Linked DNA regions of Homo sapiens: region 1 is linked to region 2. A link is a loop called in an ENCODE intact Hi-C map of the cell type or tissue named here. Cell type or tissue: natural killer cell. All regions are shown on one strand. Links, peaks and the distances in the headings refer to the core of each region. The heading gives the core; the rest is flanking DNA.

Region 1 (8,371 bases), core at 334-8,333, 530 kb before region 2:
AGTTCCAAGTGGCTGGGGAAGCCTTTCAATCATGGTGGAAGGCAAAAGGCACATCTTACATGGCAGCAGACAAGAGAGGGAAGTGAAAGCAGAAACCCCTCATAAAATCATCAGATCTCATGAGACTTATTCACCACCACAAGAACAGTATGGGGGAACCGCCCCCATGATTCAATTATCTCTGACTGGGTCCCTCCTACAACATGTGGGAATTATGGGAGCTACCATTCAAGATGAGATTTGGGTAGGGACGCAGAGCCAAACCCTATCAGTACCTTTAAGTAAATATTCTGAAGACATTAAGAGTCATGGAGGAAATGAGAAAACTTTCCATGTTCCCATTATGTAGTTGGAGTGTCCCTGATGCCATCGTTTAAGTAAATTGATTTCTTTGTTATTAATTAGTAGCATATGATAATCACTATCTGTTATGGACTGAATTGTTCCCCCTCCACAAAATCCATACGGTAGAGTCCAAACCCTCAGAACCTCAGAATGTGACTGTATTTGGAAATAGGAATTTTAAACAGGTTAATTAAAATGAGATCATTAGGGTGGGCCCTAATCTAATATGATTGGTTTCCTTAAGAGAACATTTGGACACAGACATATACAGAGAGAAGACCTTGCGAAGACACGTAGGGAGAAGACGGCTCTCCACAAGTCAAGGAGACAGCCCTGGAACAGGGTTTTCCCTCACAGCCCTCAGAAAGAACCAACTCAGCTGGCATCTTGATCTTGGATTTCCAGCCTCCAAAACTATGAGAAAATAAACTTATGTTGCTTGAGCCATCCAGTCTTAAGCACCAGTGGTACTTTGTTACAGCAGCTCGAGGAAACTAATACACACTATTATAACATTTCAGGGATGGAAGAGACCTCAGGGACCACTCGGTGTCATTTGTGTGCCCCCTCCTTCAACAGAGGAGGACATTTAAGCGTGCAGAAGTTGAGGGCTTTGCTCAGGGACCCAGCTACTACCTGGCTCTCTCTTGATTGCCAGACTATTGTTCTTTCTGCTGTTCTATAAAGACTTTCACAATTTAAAGCAACTGAGTCACAATTATTAAAATCTTCCATGAGTTTTCAAAGTAAAGGAAGAAAATGCCATTTTGGAGATTGATTTGATCAGTTCTTGAAGTACGTTTTTTTTATCTTGAATTATCCTGTTGGCTGCCTGTACCTTAACATCTCATGGTTAATTCTCCACTTCACTTAGTGTGATGTAATTTCCCTTTTATCAGCAAGGCAGCTGATGTTGAATACAATTGATGAAGACTCTGTTGTAATTGGGGACACATACACAAAGACTGTAAGCAATCTCATTGACAGTGCTCACAGGCTTCCTGAAAGTAGAAACAACGACTCTCCCTTCCAAGAAATTCTAAATAAATCATTCTACCACATCACAGTTAAATGCAGGGGGAAGAAGTCTATTTAAATTATGGAGTATTTAATTAAATAATCTTGAATAACTAACATTCTTGAACTATTAAGGCAAAGATTTCAAATGAGTGTTTTTAAATGAAAGTCAAAACTTAATTTTGTACTACCCATGTCAGAAAATTCTGAACAAAGTCACAAAGTCTAAAATCAAGTATTTTGAGAAATATAAAACTTTATTTTCATAAGCATCAACTGCAAATTCTTTGGATTTTTTCTTTCATCAATGTTCTCTGACCTCCAGAGTTACCTACAGTTAACATATTTTATAATGGACATTGTAGAGAGGCTGTAAAAGAGATTTTAGGTAGATGAGATGTTTGCAAATATGATTTTTAGCAAGTTAAAACATGCTTGCTTTGTTGCAGAATTTTATATATGTGTTCTCTTACAGATCTAAAACAGACCCTGTCACAGGAGCTGTGAAAAATACAAAGTACCATCAACTTTAGTAAGCATCACCAACTTCATTTTCCATGCACATTTAAAGTTTTCATGTACTATTTTATGCTGCATACAACGATTAAAATTCTCTTTTATTTTCTTGCTATATAGTGCTATGAAATAGATGATTGGGGAATGATGTTTTTAAAATACCAGTCATGTTGATAGAGCCACAGAAGCCATCATCTCTAACTCTTAGAAGCCTTTCCTGGAACCTTTATGTTTCTCAATTTTGTTTGGTCTTTGGCAGTGATTTGCTGGGATTGGTCACTTACCTGGACTGGGTCATGATCATCGTAACCATCTGCTCTTGCATTTCCATGATGTTTGAGTCCCCGTTTCGAAGAGTCATGCATGCACCTACTTTGCAGGTACCGCTTACCGCTGCAAAATCTCAGCTTACAACTAGGAGGTAAAATACTGACCTGCTGTTTTTCCGTTCATTGTAACCAAACTGCCTTTTGCCCGTTTCAGATTGCTGAGTATGTGTTTGTGATATTCATGAGCATTGAGCTTAATCTGAAGATTATGGCAGATGGCTTATTTTTCACTCCAACTGCTGTCATCAGGGACTTCGGTGGAGTAATGGACATATTTATATATCTTGTAAGTCTTTGCTTATTGCCTAAATGAAAAATGTAATGGTTTTGTAAAATCTCCTGCATTTCTTGGTATAAGCGCAAGAGGTATGAGTTACAGAGGCTTAGATTCCCTAACCGAATTCTTAAATGGACTCTAGAGTAGTTCATTATATGCAAATAAGGGCCATGCATGTAAAATCTAAATTAAGAGCATCATAAATATCTATGGATAGTTATATTGTTCAAATACACTAATCACAATTTTATGTATGAATGAGACATACATTAATAAGGTCTAACATGGCAAATCTAGTTTGCATCCCACAAACCTTATGGCTTCTATACTAAAAAAAAAAAGTTTGCCTCATATAAACCATGTTATTGATTATGAGCCCCTTATTGCTGAAAGCAAACTAAAGTGATTGTGATTGTATCTCTCTCCTGATTCCATTGCATAAAATACCTGGCTATAGCAGTTGCCCATTCAACTGTCTAGTAAAACTCGCTGGAAAACCATAGAAATGGGCTCAGAGAATTTTTTATTTTTCCTGTATGTCCAAGGAGGCATGAAATCAATGTCTTTGCAGAGACAACAAGGAGAATTGTGATCATTAACAAGTAGCATGTTGCAGGTCATTAATAAAATAGCAGTAACCTTGATAAAAGGAATTCCAGCCAGATCGACATCAGTGGAGCCTCCAGAGTAGTAAGTTAAAAGAAGAGGCAGAACGCACTGGTGTACACACACACACACACACGGTGTGGACACCCCCATTTCTTTCCTGCATACACATGATGACTTTCCTTTGAGGTACCTAGCAAGTCTAGATGAGGTTTGTTGTTTAAAGTTAACAGATGGCACGTACAACCAGTGAGTGGAATCTCTGCTAAATGAAAAGTTGTGGCCAGTCGGCTGTCAGAAAATGTAAATAGTAGGGGATGAATTGTATAAATTCCAGAGATCATTTGTTCCCCTTTAGGTGAGCTTGATATTTCTTTGTTGGATGCCTCAAAATGTACCTGCTGAATCGGGAGCTCAGCTTCTAATGGTCCTTCGGTGCCTGAGACCTCTGCGCATATTCAAACTGGTGCCCCAGATGAGGAAAGTTGTTCGAGAACTTTTCAGCGGCTTCAAGGAAATTTTTTTGGTATGTGAGAATTATCCTTTGATTCCAGTTCACAGTAGTCCACCTCTAATGCAGCTAATGAGGGAAAAGTGAGTCTTGCTTATTGAGGTCAATTCAATAGTTTTGGTTATTGCCAGAGGGTAATGGAGGCACTAACAAAACACAATGCACCTTCAAACACTTTACTCATGGGCACTTCTGGCGTATGAGTTTATTTAATTCACCTAAAGAGAAGCACTCTGAGATTTGAAAGAGTTCCTATCTGCTGACTCTTTCGGTACTAACCTCTTGACTCTAATTCCTACTCTGGGTTTTAGTTTCCTCCCATCTGAAAATGAAGGATAAGAAGATTCAACACTGTGTACTCCACAAATGGGATTAGGAATTCATGCTTTTGGGCTCCTAATCTCATTCTGTGTGTTCCTGAAATAATATAGCACAGAATTTGTCTTTAGATCTCAGGAGTGTTAACATAAAACAACTTTAAAAATGCAACATATAGGTATAACCCACTTCAATTAACTTCAGCATTACAGTAATGAGTGATTACAAAGATGATTGAGGGGGCAAAACGTACTTTCTAGCTGGGCAAACATTGATTTAGGGTCTTCTGAAAACAAGGTCAGAGATAAAACAACAAGAAAGAGGCTCATTGTTCACAATCTGTTACAGAAAGATCTTTGCCTTACAAAACAGTGATCAAAAGTTTTTTTTATTATTGATGAGGTCTGCTTGTGCATGAGAAGCATGAATTAATTTACATAGGCTTGTTTTGTATCTTGCTTTCTAGAGACTTACCTGTGATGAGAAAACAGCTGTAGTTGTAGTTGACACAAATGTATTTTAAAGATAGATTGTGATGTTACTAGAGGTATATATATCATTACTGACTTTTTTTTTCTTTTTTTTTGAGACAGAATCTTGCTCTGTCGCCCAGGCTGGAGTGCAATGGCGCAATCTCAGCTCACTGCAACTTCCACCTACTGGGTTCAAGAGATTCTCATGCCTCAGCCTCCCAAGTAGCTGAGACTACACGCATGTGCCACCACTCCCAGTTAATTTTTTGTATTTTAGTAGACACGGGGCTGCACCATGTTACCCATGCTGCCCTTGAACTCCTGACCTCAGGAGATCCACCCACCTCAGCCTCCCAGTTGCTGAATTTCTTTTTTAAGATGGGTTTAAAAATTCTTGTTTTCTTTATGCAAAGCCATAAAACAGTGACTCTTCACACAGCTGGAATTAAAAGAAAATATCACCTGACTGCTAATGTATATGAATCTTTTGATCAATAATAAATTTTAGAGGAGAATTTGTGCCTTTCCCTAATGGTGGTCAGTGTGATTTTAGTACACTTAGGTATATGTTTAGGTTATTCAACCAGTGCAGTTCACTTGTTCCATATTTTGCCCTCTGCCACTCGTCTCTGCTGAGACCAAAGAAGTCAGCCAGCAGAGGGAGCATGAGTTAATTAACAGATTTGCTCTTCAGGACTGAATTCTCTCCTCTCCTCTATGCATAGAACATTCTCCTAACGCACACCTTCACAGTTACAAGACAGCTAAGCCACTGTCCCGCTCATTTGTGCTCTGCTAATAAAAATATGAATCCAGGCCAGGCATAGTGGCTCACGCCTGTAATCCCAGCACTTTGAGAGGCCCAGGCGGGTGGATTGCCTGAGGTCAGGAGTTCAAGACCAGCCTGACCAATATGATGAAACCCTGTCTCTACTAAAAATACAAAAATTAGCTGGGCTTGGTGGCGTGTGCCTGTAGTCCCAGCTACTCGGGAGGCTGAGGCAGTAGAATTGCTTGAACCCAGGAGGTGGAGGTTGCAGTGAGCTGAGATTGCACCATTGCACTCCACCCTGGGGGACAGAGTGGCACTCCATCTCAAAAAAAAAAAAAAAAAGAAAAAAAAATAAATATATATATGTCCATTTGGGAAAAAATAGACAAAATATAATTACTTAAACATTTTTTTCCTTTGTTCCATTAAATAAAAAAGATCAAGGTGTTGATTTTAAAGTCAGAAAAGTTCAAGCCATATCAAAAATACCTTATTCCATTTTCTTACATGAAATTCATGTTTCCATTTAAAAAATTCAAAGCTTGTTAATTTTCTCCTTTTGACCTTCCAGTAAGGCTAATTGTGTGACCTATGGTGGAGAAGTTAAAATATATCATCAAAAACCCATGATTTTTATACAATGTTATCTTAGAAGTCCTATTTATGTCACTGTTTAAACCAAACCTAATATTTAGTCTTTAACAAGAGATTTAACATTTCATCAATTTCTTTCAGGTCTCCATTCTTTTGCTGACATTAATGCTCGTTTTTGCAAGCTTTGGAGTTCAGCTTTTTGCTGGAAAACTGGCCAAGTGCAATGATCCCAACATTATTAGAAGGGTAAGATGTATCTTTCTGTCTTTTGAAATAAAAATTAAGGGCCAAGTGTGGTGGCATGTGCCTACAATCCTAGCACTTTGGAATGCCAAGGAGGGAAGATTACTTGAAACTGGAGGTCAAGGTTGCAGTGAGCTATGATCTCACCACTGTACTCCAACCTGGGCAACAGAGCGAGAGCCCTGTCCCTAAAAAGAAAACAAAATAATAATAAGGTGTTTACACTCCCTTGGCAAGCATGTGGTACCAGTGGCTGACAAGCCTAGTTTAAGAACTCCCTATAAAACCCTAAGAATTCTCTTCCCACAAACCCCTTTTTGCTTAAGCATGTGATATGTCTCTTCTGGCTAGAAAGGTTAATAAGATGAAAAGCACACCTCAGAGAATGTCACTCTTCCCTCCTATTCCAGTGTCAACCCACTGTTGACAACTTGAGTGTGGTCACCCAAGATTCCAGCTGTTTACAGCTGTAAGCTTTGGATACTTTCCCTTGAGGTCTTAGCTAACTTGATCCTTCCTTTGTTGTCACATAAGACTCATATCAGCAAACAGCCCCATGCAAAAATGTCCAAGAAGCAGCGTTTGGTTCTCACCACTTTTTATTGCTTCCCCACTCTCAGCTTTCTCCCCATTAGAAAGCCAGTGCCTTTACATTAGCTCTAGCTGCCCAGAATCTCCCTCTTTATGACAACCAACAAGGACCTCCACAAAGACCCAAACTTGAATACTTGCACTACGGCGTTTCTTTCTCTTTCTTCAGTCATTGGTTATAAGGGAAGGCTAGCTGCTGTAACAAGCCCAATATTTCGGTAGCTTCACATAATGAAATGTATATATTGCATCTTGGATCAGTTGCAATATATACATTTGCAATATATACACTATATACAGCTCTCCTCCAAATGACCACTCAGGGACTCACATGCCTTCTATCCTATGCCGCCACCCTTTGCCATGTCTTCAGAGCCTTCTTCAATGAGCTGGAGATAACAGTGGAGAGCCATCTCCAACTGAGTGGGCTGTGGGAGAATCTGCTCCACCCACATTCCTCTGTAAAGAGCAGAGATACTGCAAGGGGGGCTGGAATTTAGTTGTGTGCTCCAGAAAAATAAAAGGGGGACACAGTTTGGTTAATAATTAGACAATTTTTGTAATATCATAAAGTGTCCCATTCTCTTAGGATTCTTATGTTACAAGTAAATTCATAAAGTAAACCAACCACTGCTGATGTATAAACTAGAAAAGCATTTTCTCTTTGATCCCAATAAAATGATGCCTCAGTTCCTAAATGTATATCTTCAAAAGGCCTACTAGACCTGAACTACATTATTTATTTCTAGCAAATATGGCTATCTAGTATAGATTTTAAATGATACAAATTGTTCTCTAATTGTGACAAAATACAGGTAACATCTTTGTTCAGCCAAAATACATTATAAATTATATTAATAATGAGAATTTGAAACAAAGGCCAGACTGGGAGAGACATTCCAAGAGCTTTGATACACCTGAGAAGACAGAACAAGGAATGTGGCCTGACGGTCATGCCGTATCAAATTAGCTGATAAAGAAAGTGACAGAGACCTGACGCATTCATCCACAAGCTTGTGTGTGGAAAGAAGAGTGATTTTTGATCCACACTGAACAGAGGCCAGAAAGATAATAACACTTCAGGATGAAGCCTGCTAGGAATCTTGGATGACTCAGTATATTAACAGTGGCCTAAGAGCATGGTGATTTTACATTATCCACTCATACCCAGCCAAAGCTGAAGATTGATGGTGACAGCAGCCAGCAGATGAGCATAGACACAGATTTCATGATGCATTTATCCTGTTTCCTAGAGCAGTGAGGTCTGTGCGAGGCTCAGATGGAAAGCCTAAGGAGACTCAGCCATCATAGAGAGCACCAGCACCAAGCAGAACGATTGAAAAGAAATTGGCACGGTGAGACGGGGCTTGAGTCTTTTTGTCTTCTCAAATCCAAACATAAGAGGCCGAGGCCGAGGCCAAAAACGCCATGAGTGAAGGTGACGTCGGCTGAAGTTCTGTTGGAGAACTTCAGCCCATCTTACTAAAAGAAGAGATAAATCCAAAGAAAGGGGGAAAGTAGATACACCAACATTTAGATCACACACAGTTCCTGTTAAAGACAACGAAGCTTCAGTTGCTGCGCCCATAGTTTCCAGTTGGGAAGATGTGTTTTCTTGTATGAGGCTGAGCACTTCCTCCCTCTGCTCCTTTGTTTGTTGTCTTAAAACTCAACAGATGTCATGAGATCAATATAGATATAGATATGGAGCCTAGGACTTTGTCACCAAAACCCTGTAAACAAACGCTGAGGATACCTTTTGACAAATAGTCATTAAAT
Region 2 (8,371 bases), core at 37-8,036:
TGTACTGGCCATCACCAACGGTATACAGAGCAGTCCCATCACCAAAAAGCCAGGAAACAAAACAAACCCTCCCTCATTCTGCCCCTTTGTAGTCTAACCCACCCCTTCCTCAAACCCTGACAGCTTTGATTTGTTCATCTTCGTATGTTGTGCCTTTTCCAGAATGTCATGTAAATGAAATGATATAATATGCAACCTTTGAGGCTGATTTTTCACTTCGACGACAACTTTGAGATTTGTTTGTGTGTATGTCCTTTCTTATCGCCATCGTCTGGATGTACTGCATTGTATGTATCCATTCACAGTGGAGGGCCATTTGGATTATTTACAGTTTTTGGTGATTTTGAATACAGCTGCTGTAAGCACTTATATACAGGTTTTTATCTGAAGAAAAGTTTTCATCTTTCTAGGGTAGATTCCTAGGAGTGCAATTGCTGGGTCATAATTTTGTAAGAAAGTTCTAGATTTAATTTTATAAGACACTTTCCACCATGCCTGTACTGCTTTGCATTCCCACCCGCAATGGTGAGAGTTCCAGTTGTTTCACATCCTTCTCAGCATCTCATGTTATCAATTTGGTGTTTCTTTATTTGAGCCATCCTAATAGATGTGTTATTTTTATTAGGTTTTTGAGATTACAAAAATTTGTTTTTAATAATTCTCTTACAAGTTATTGGATTAAATTCATATACCTGTTTTCAAAATAAATATTGGTTTTCTGATTTTTTACATTGAAATATGGTAAGTATACTGAAAAAGCCAGGATATTATATAGATAAGAGTCATTCTCAAATCTCACTAATTAAGAGATTATATTTGGCAAAGTATTACAAAATAATAACTGAATTCACAATGCATTTTGCAATGCAAGATCCATTCATTATATGCATTTCATTCCTGAGCATCTCATTCCTGTTTGACCATTAGTAGTAGTAACTAGTAGTGCCATGTTTGCTTTTGCCATCAGTTTTATGCTAGATTGGATCGGTCGATGAATAGTTGATTACATGAGAACAAACTGGATGTCAGCAGAGAGTAATTTGTTTGAATGCCCTTTAACTGTAGCAAACACCATTGTAGTGTTTGTTTGTTTGTTTAGACAGGGTCTCACTATGTCACCCAGGCTGGAGTGCAATGGCATAGTCACAGCTCACAGCAGCCTCGACCTCCTGGGCTCAAGTGATCCTCCTGCCTCAGCCTCCCAAGTAGCTGGGACCACAGTTGTGCACCACCTACATCCTGCTAACTTAAATTTTTTGTAGAGATGGAGCCTTGCTATGTTGCCTGGGCTGATCCCATCATAGTTTTTTTAATGGGCTGCTCCAGTGTGTCTGAAGCAGTAGTCAAAGTTTGCATTTGAATACCTTTTTCCTTATTAAAACATGGTGAGCTCAAAGAAGAAAACAAGTCGAAATTTGTGAAACAAAAATCATGCATCTATCTCTTTGTCTGATTTAGGAACAGTAGTCTCTGATCACTATTGGTTGAAAGTCTGGAGTTGACTCCTAGATTAGTTACTAAAATGCCACTGTTAATGTTTGTCATCTCTCACTCCTCCCCTACGATGAAACTGGGAAAGTCTCTGGGTACACAGGTCATTGCTAATGGAGGTCCTTCTGTAAATTCAAACCTCACCCGTTAACTGCTATGGTATAGGCTCTCAGTTGGTGGTAGTATTTAAAAGACACAGAACGAAGATTCCTGTCATCTACTTGGAAGAACGTTAGCATATAGGTTTTATTTTGTGACTGGAATCTCCCTGTTTTTCCTTCTGAAAAGTTGCTGGAGGGTTCGACCTATTGGCAGACCTTCCTTTCTAATATAGGGACATCACAAAGGAAAAACTGAGCTGACAAAGGAAGACTGAGGACAGACATCAGATGGGCTCTTGAGGTTGCTGTGGCTGAAACCTCAGAGGCCAAGTGTAGGGAAGATTTGGTTTCAAGTGTTAAATTGGATAGATTTCTGTCTCTTTTTTTTTTAATACACATAAGTATGATTTATATATTATATGATATTCTGGAGGAAGCAGTTCTGTTAATTTCTTTTTATTAGTTCAGCTTTTATTTTAGATACAGGAGGTACCTGTGCAGGTTTTTTACAGAGCATATTGTACCCAGGTAGTGAACATAGTACTCAGTGGGTCATTTTCAACCCCTGCCTCCCTCCGTTCTCTGCTCTAGTATCTTCACTGGCTCTTGCTCCCAGGTTTATGTCCATGTGTGCTCAGTGTTTAGCTCCCATTTATAAGTGAGAACGTGGTATTTGGTTTTCTTTCTTTTTTGAGATGGGGTCTCGCTCTGTTGCCCATGCTGGAGTGCAGTGGTGCAATCTCAGCTCACTGCAACCTCTGCCTCCCAGGTTCAATCGATTCTTCTGCCTCAGCCTCTTGAGTAGCTAGAACTACAGGTGTGCACCACCACACCCAGCTAATTTTTGTATTTTTAGTAGAGACAGGGTTTTGCCATGTTGTCCAGGCTGGTCTCAAACTCCTGACATCAAGTGATTCCACCGGCCTCAGCCTCCCAAAAAGTGCTGGGATTACAGGTATGAGCCACCACGCCCGGCCAGGTTTTCTGCTCCCGTGTTAATTCAGTTAAGCTTATGGCTTCCAGCTGTATCCATGTTGCTGCAAAGGACATGATTTCTTTCTGTTTTATGACTGTAGTAGTCCATGGTGTATATGTGCCACATTTTTTGTCCAATCCATTGTTGATGGACACCTATGTTGGTTCCATGTCTTTGCTGTTGTGAATAGTACAGCAATGAACATATGAGTGCATGTGTCTTTTTGGTAGAATGATCTATTTTCCTTTGGATGTGTACCCAGTAATGGGATTGCTAGGTAGGTCTGTTTTAAGTTCTCTGAAAACTCCAAACTGCTTTCCACAGTAGCTGAACTAATTGACATTTCCACAGTGTATAATCATTCCCTTTTCTCCACAGCCTCGCCAGCATGTTTTTTTTTTTTTTTTGACTTTTTGATAATGCCATCTTGACAGGTGTGAGATGGTATCTCATTGTGGTTTTGATTTTCATTTCTCTGATTAGTGAAGATGAGCTTTTTTGGGTATGTTTGTTGGCCACTTGTGTGTCTTCTTTTCAGAAGTGTCTGTTCATGTCCTTTGCCCATTTTTAATGGGTTTATTTGTTTTTTGCTTGTTGATCCTGTGTTCGAGTAGTTTTTGTTTTAAAACTAACATATTAGGCCAAGCACAGTGGCCCTCACCTGTAATCCTAGCATTTTAGGAGGCTGAGGCGTGTGGATTGCTTGAGCCCAGGAGTTTGAGACCAGCCTAGGAAACATACTGAGACCCCATCTCTCAAAACAAACAAATAAAGAACCTAACATATTAATTGACCATTACATCTGTTGGGATTGGAATAAATCAGAAATAGTAAAGGATTAGTAAGGGTGTTACATCCATTGGACTCAAGTCTTTGTTTTGTTTAAAAAGTTATATATGGGTCTCTTTTAAACTTCTGGCTTATTGAGATTGTTTCAATGAAGTCACATATATGCACATATATGCACATATTTCATGGGATGGGGGAAGGGGTAATGGAAGAGTATTGGGCCTTAGTCCAGGGTGTTTAGAATACCAGACTAATATAGCTGCTGCCCCCTGGTGGCAGTGTAGTAAACAGTGACGTTCAAAGGTAAGGACTTGTGGAGAGCTAAGTCCAGTGGACTGTGGGTGTCAAGAGGATTGTAGAGGAAACTGGGAAGATGCCGCTTCTCTCCCACTCTTCTTGTGATTGCTACCTATATGGTCTTAGAAAAATCTTTTAGTTGGATTGAAGTGTAGATTTCATATTCAACTTTAAAATGTACTTTCTAAACTTTTTCCAGCCTTAATACCCTATGCTTCTCCAAGGGTATTAATAAAAGATGCCATTATATAGCAAAAGATGTCAAGTTCTATTTTTTTCCTTTAGCAGCTGTATCCTAAGAAACCCCAGATATTCGTTCAGGAAAGCAAGTTCTAGAGTACACCCTGAAGCTAGATACAGCTACAGCTCTGGGCAGCAAAATGCATAAATGTACCTGCAGCACAGTTCATCATTAATCAGTTTGAGGACTCTGCATTCTTATGAAAAGCTTACATCATCTGAAAAATGTTTTTTATCCTGGTGTGGTGGTGCACGCCTGTAGTCCCAGCTACTCTGGAGGCTGAGGCAGGAGGATACCTTGAGGCAAGGAGTTTGAGGCTGCAGTGCACTATGATCACACCTGTGAATAGCCACTGCACCCCAGCCTGGGCAACATAGCAAGACCCTGTCTACAAAAATAAATAAATGTTTTAAACATTAACACATAAATTTTACCATCTTAACCATTTTTAAGTGTACAGTTCAGTAGTATTAAGTATATTCACATTGTTGTGCAACCAACCTTGAGAACATTTTCATCTTTTAAAACTAAAATTCTATATCCATTAAACAACTCCCCATTTTCCCCGTCCCCCAGCTCCTGGTAATCACCATTCTGTTTCCTGTCTGTATGAATTTGACTACTCTAGGTATGTCATAAAAGTGGAATCTTACAGCATTTGTCTTTTTGTGGACTGGCTTATTTTGCTTCGCATAGTGTTCTCAAGGCTTATCCTTGTTGTAGGATGGGTCAGAATTTCCTTCCTTTCAGTCTTTTCAAGGCTCTGTAATATTCCATTGTGTGTATACCCCACATTTTGTTTATTCCTTCCTCTGTCAGTGGACACTTGGGTTGCGTCCAACCCTTGGCTGATGCTGGGAACGTGCATGAGCTATGTCATTTTTAGTATACTGTGCAGACCAATGCAGAGAAGGGCTTATACAGGTTTTTCCTGCACACAAAAGGTTAAATTTCATAATAAAGAACACCAGTCAACCATACCAGATAACTAGTGTATGGCTTTTTGTATGTTTGAGTAAGTTAAAAAAGGTTAAGACTTATTGGATACAAGATATATGCAAGGCATTATTATATCTGTGATATATTCTATTTAGTCCTTGTAGTTCTGTGATTTATCCTTCTCTCAGAGGGAGTAAGAATTATTGAGATCATGTGTGGGCCAGAATGTATATATACATACATTATCTCCATACATCAATGTTTGAGGTGGGCATTATTATCCCCATTTGTAGGGAATTGGAACTGAGGTTCACAGAGATGAAACACCCTGAACAAGGTCACACAGCTGAAACACGGCAGGGTTTTACATGACTTTGAAATGAAGTACATCTAGTTGTAAAGTGTGTCCTCTGGGCCGCGTGCAGTGGCTCATGCCTATAATCCTAGCACTTGGGGAGGCTGAAGTGGCAGGATTGCTTGAGGCTAGAAGCTTGAAACCAGCCTGGCCAAATGAGACCCCGTCTCTACAAAAATTAAAATTAAAACTAAAAAAAGAAAGTATGTTCTCTGTCTACACCACACTTTCTTCTGCTGCACAGCATACACATCTGTGTTCTGAAGGATATTAGAGCAATATCAAAGAATGGCACTTCTATATGATCATTAGAAAAACTGTAATATCTTTGCATTAAATACAGTCTTTTCAATTTTCCTTGCGAAGACACAGCATCAGTTTGGATGAGTTCATCTGAAATGTATTGCCAAGGCTTGCCTGCTGGGGGATTTTGCAAAATAAATCTCCCTACTTACAAAAGTGTGCTTCTCATGTGCCAGTTCCCATGTATCTGAGGTTATCCTCCTCGACACTGTTATCTTCCCTTTTTTCCCTTCTTTCCTTTGGATTGGCAGAGAGCTAGGACTGTTGTCACTGCTCTCTGCTTCCCTGTCTCTTTAATGCCATGGTGTTTTGGGCTGGAGCTTTGATCCATTCTGGCACTGTGTTTTCACACAGCTCAAGGGCTATAAACTGTCCTCATAGGGGGTCGTTTTCTTGGAGACTGAGCAATCTCTCGGGGAGGCCAATCACAACATTTTCTTACATATGGAATTATTAGATGAGCAAATAAGTAGCGATACATCATCTGAGCAGGCATTTAAGCCTAAGATTCCACGTTTTTGGGTATCCTTATAGCAGCACCCCAGTCTCTGTGGTACAAATTTACTGTATTAGTCTTTTCTCATACTGCTAATAAAGACATACCTGAGACTGGGTAATTTATAAAGGAAAGAGGTTTAATTGACTCATGTTCAGAATGGATGATGAGGCCTCAGGAAGCTTATAATCATGGCAGAAGGAGACATTCCTTGGGATTTTATAAACCTAGAGGATGGGTAAGGACCCAGACTGCTTCCAGAGATTCATTTGAGGTCTGATATAATTTGGCTGTGTCTCCACCCAAATCTCATCTTGAATTGTAGTTCCCATAATCCCCACATGTTGTGGGAGGGCAGGTGGACATAACTGAATCATGGCAGCGGTTCCCCCCCATCCTGTTCTTGTGATAGTGAGTTCTCATGAGATCTGATGGTTTTATAAGGGGCTTCCCCCTTCATGGGGCACTCATTTTCCTTGATGCCACCATGTGAAAAAGGACATGTTTGCTTCCCCTTCCGCCATGATTATAAGATTCCTGAGGCCTCCTCAGCTATGCTGAACACGAGTCGATTAAACCTCTTCCTTTTATAAATTACCCAGTCTCAGGTATGTCTTTATTAGCAGTATGAGAATGGACTAATACAGTAAATTTGTACCACAGAGAGTGGGGTGCTGCTATAAGGATACCCAAAAATGTGGAAACCACTTTGGAACTGGGTAACAGGCAGAGGCTGGAGCAATTTGGAGGGCTCAGAAGAAGACAGTAAAATGTGGGAAAGTTTGGAACTTCTTAGAGACTTGGAGGGCTCAGAAGACAGGAAGGTGTGGGAAAGTGTGGAACTTCCTAGAGACTTGTTGAATGACTTTGTCCAAAATGCTGATAGCAGCATGGACAATAAAGTCCAGGCTGAGGTGGTCTCAGATGGAAACGAGGAACTTGTTGGGAACTGGAGCAAAAGTCACTCTTGTTACGCTTTATCAAAGAGACTGGCGGCATTTTGCCCCTGCCCTAGAGATCTGTGGAACTTTGAACTTGAGAGAGGTGATTTAGGGTATCTGGTGGTAGAAGTTTCTAAGCAGCAAAGCATTCAAGAGGAAGCAGACCATAAAAGTTTGGAAAATGTGCAGCCTGACAATGTGATAGAAAAGAAAAACTTATTTTCTGGGGAGAAATTCAAGCCCACTGCAGAAATTTGCATAAGTAACAAAGAGCCAAATGTTAATCACCAAGACAGTGGCGAAAATGTCTCCAGGGCATATCAGAGACATTCTCAGCAGCCCCTCCCATCACAGGCCTGGAGACCTAGGAGGGAAAAATGCTTTTGTGGGCTAGGCCCAGGGCCCACATGCGCTATGCAGCCTCGGGACATGGTGCCCCCCTGCCTCCCAGTTGCTGCAGCTCCAGCTGTGGCTAAAAGGGTCCAGTGTAAAGGTCAGGCCATTGCTTCAGAGAGTACAAGCCCCAAGCCTTGGCAGCTTACACGTGGTGTTGGGCCTGTGGGTACATAGCGGTCAAGAATTGAGGTTTGGGAACCTCTGCCTAGATTTCAGAGGATGTACAGAGGCACCTGGATGTCCAGGCAGAACGATGCTGCAGGGGCAGAGCCCTCATAGAGAACCTCTGCTAGGGCAGTGCAGAAGGGAAATTTGGGGTTGAAGCCCCCACACAGAGTCCCCACTGGGGCACTGCCTAGTAGAGCTGTGGGAAAAGGGTCCTTCACACTCCAGAGTGGTGGAACCACCAATGGCTTGCACCGTGCACCTGGAAAAGCAGCAGACACTCAATGCCAGTCTGTGAAGGCAGCTGGGAGGGAGGCTGTACCCTGCAAAGCCATAGGGGCGGAGCTGCCCAAGGCCATGAGAGCCCACCTCTTGCATCAGCATGCCCTGGATGTGAAACATGGAGTCAAAGGAGATCATTTTGGAACTTTAAGATTTAATGATTGCCCTATTGGATTTCAGACTTGCATGGGGCCTGTAGCCCCTTTGTTTTGGCCAATTTATCCCATTTGGAATGGGTTTATTTATCCAATGGCTGTACCTTCATTGTATGTAAGAAGTAACTAACTTGATTTTGATTTTGTGGGCTCATGGGCAGAGGGGACTTGCTTTGTATCAGATGAGACTTTGGACTTCACTTTTGAGCTAACGCTGGAATGAGTTAAGACTGAGGGACTGTTGGGAGGGCATGATTGTGTTTTGAATTGTGAAGACATATGATTTGGGAGGGGCCAGCAGTGGGATGTTATGGTTTGGCTCATCTTAAATTGTAGTTCCAAATCTCATCTTGAATTGTAGTTCCCATAATCCTGACGTGTCATGGGAGGCACCTGGTGGAGATAATTGAATCATGGGGGATGGTTTCTCCTATCCTGTTCTCG

What was found. Peaks named below come from ENCODE experiments on the same cell type or tissue, not always from the same donor. Only the 100,000 strongest peaks of a DNase experiment are listed, where the experiment ranks them.
Region 1: a loop joins it to region 2, with 24 times the contacts of the local background. A loop is called at or near these places in 20 of 110 quality-filtered maps.

The regions. Positions count from the first base shown.
Region 1 is chr13:101,098,417-101,106,787 of GRCh38, reverse strand. It overlaps NALCN (sodium leak channel, non-selective), which reads left to right. Exons shown (of 44, transcript NM_052867.4): 23 at 1,838-1,894; 24 at 2,138-2,258; 25 at 2,362-2,493; 26 at 3,449-3,616; 27 at 5,900-6,004. Among named protein-coding and RNA genes, the nearest start is that of LINC00411, 160 kb to the right of the region's middle. In natural killer cell, for the core only: no CTCF peak of the experiment used is centred there; a DNase peak (open chromatin) is centred at 5,027.
Region 2 is chr13:100,568,489-100,576,859 of GRCh38, reverse strand. The region is part of intron 2 of GGACT (gamma-glutamylamine cyclotransferase); the gene reads left to right. Among named protein-coding and RNA genes, the nearest start is that of GGACT, 16 kb to the left of the region's middle. In natural killer cell, for the core only: CTCF peaks have their summits at 3,423 and 3,624 (motif pointing left); a DNase peak (open chromatin) is centred at 3,629.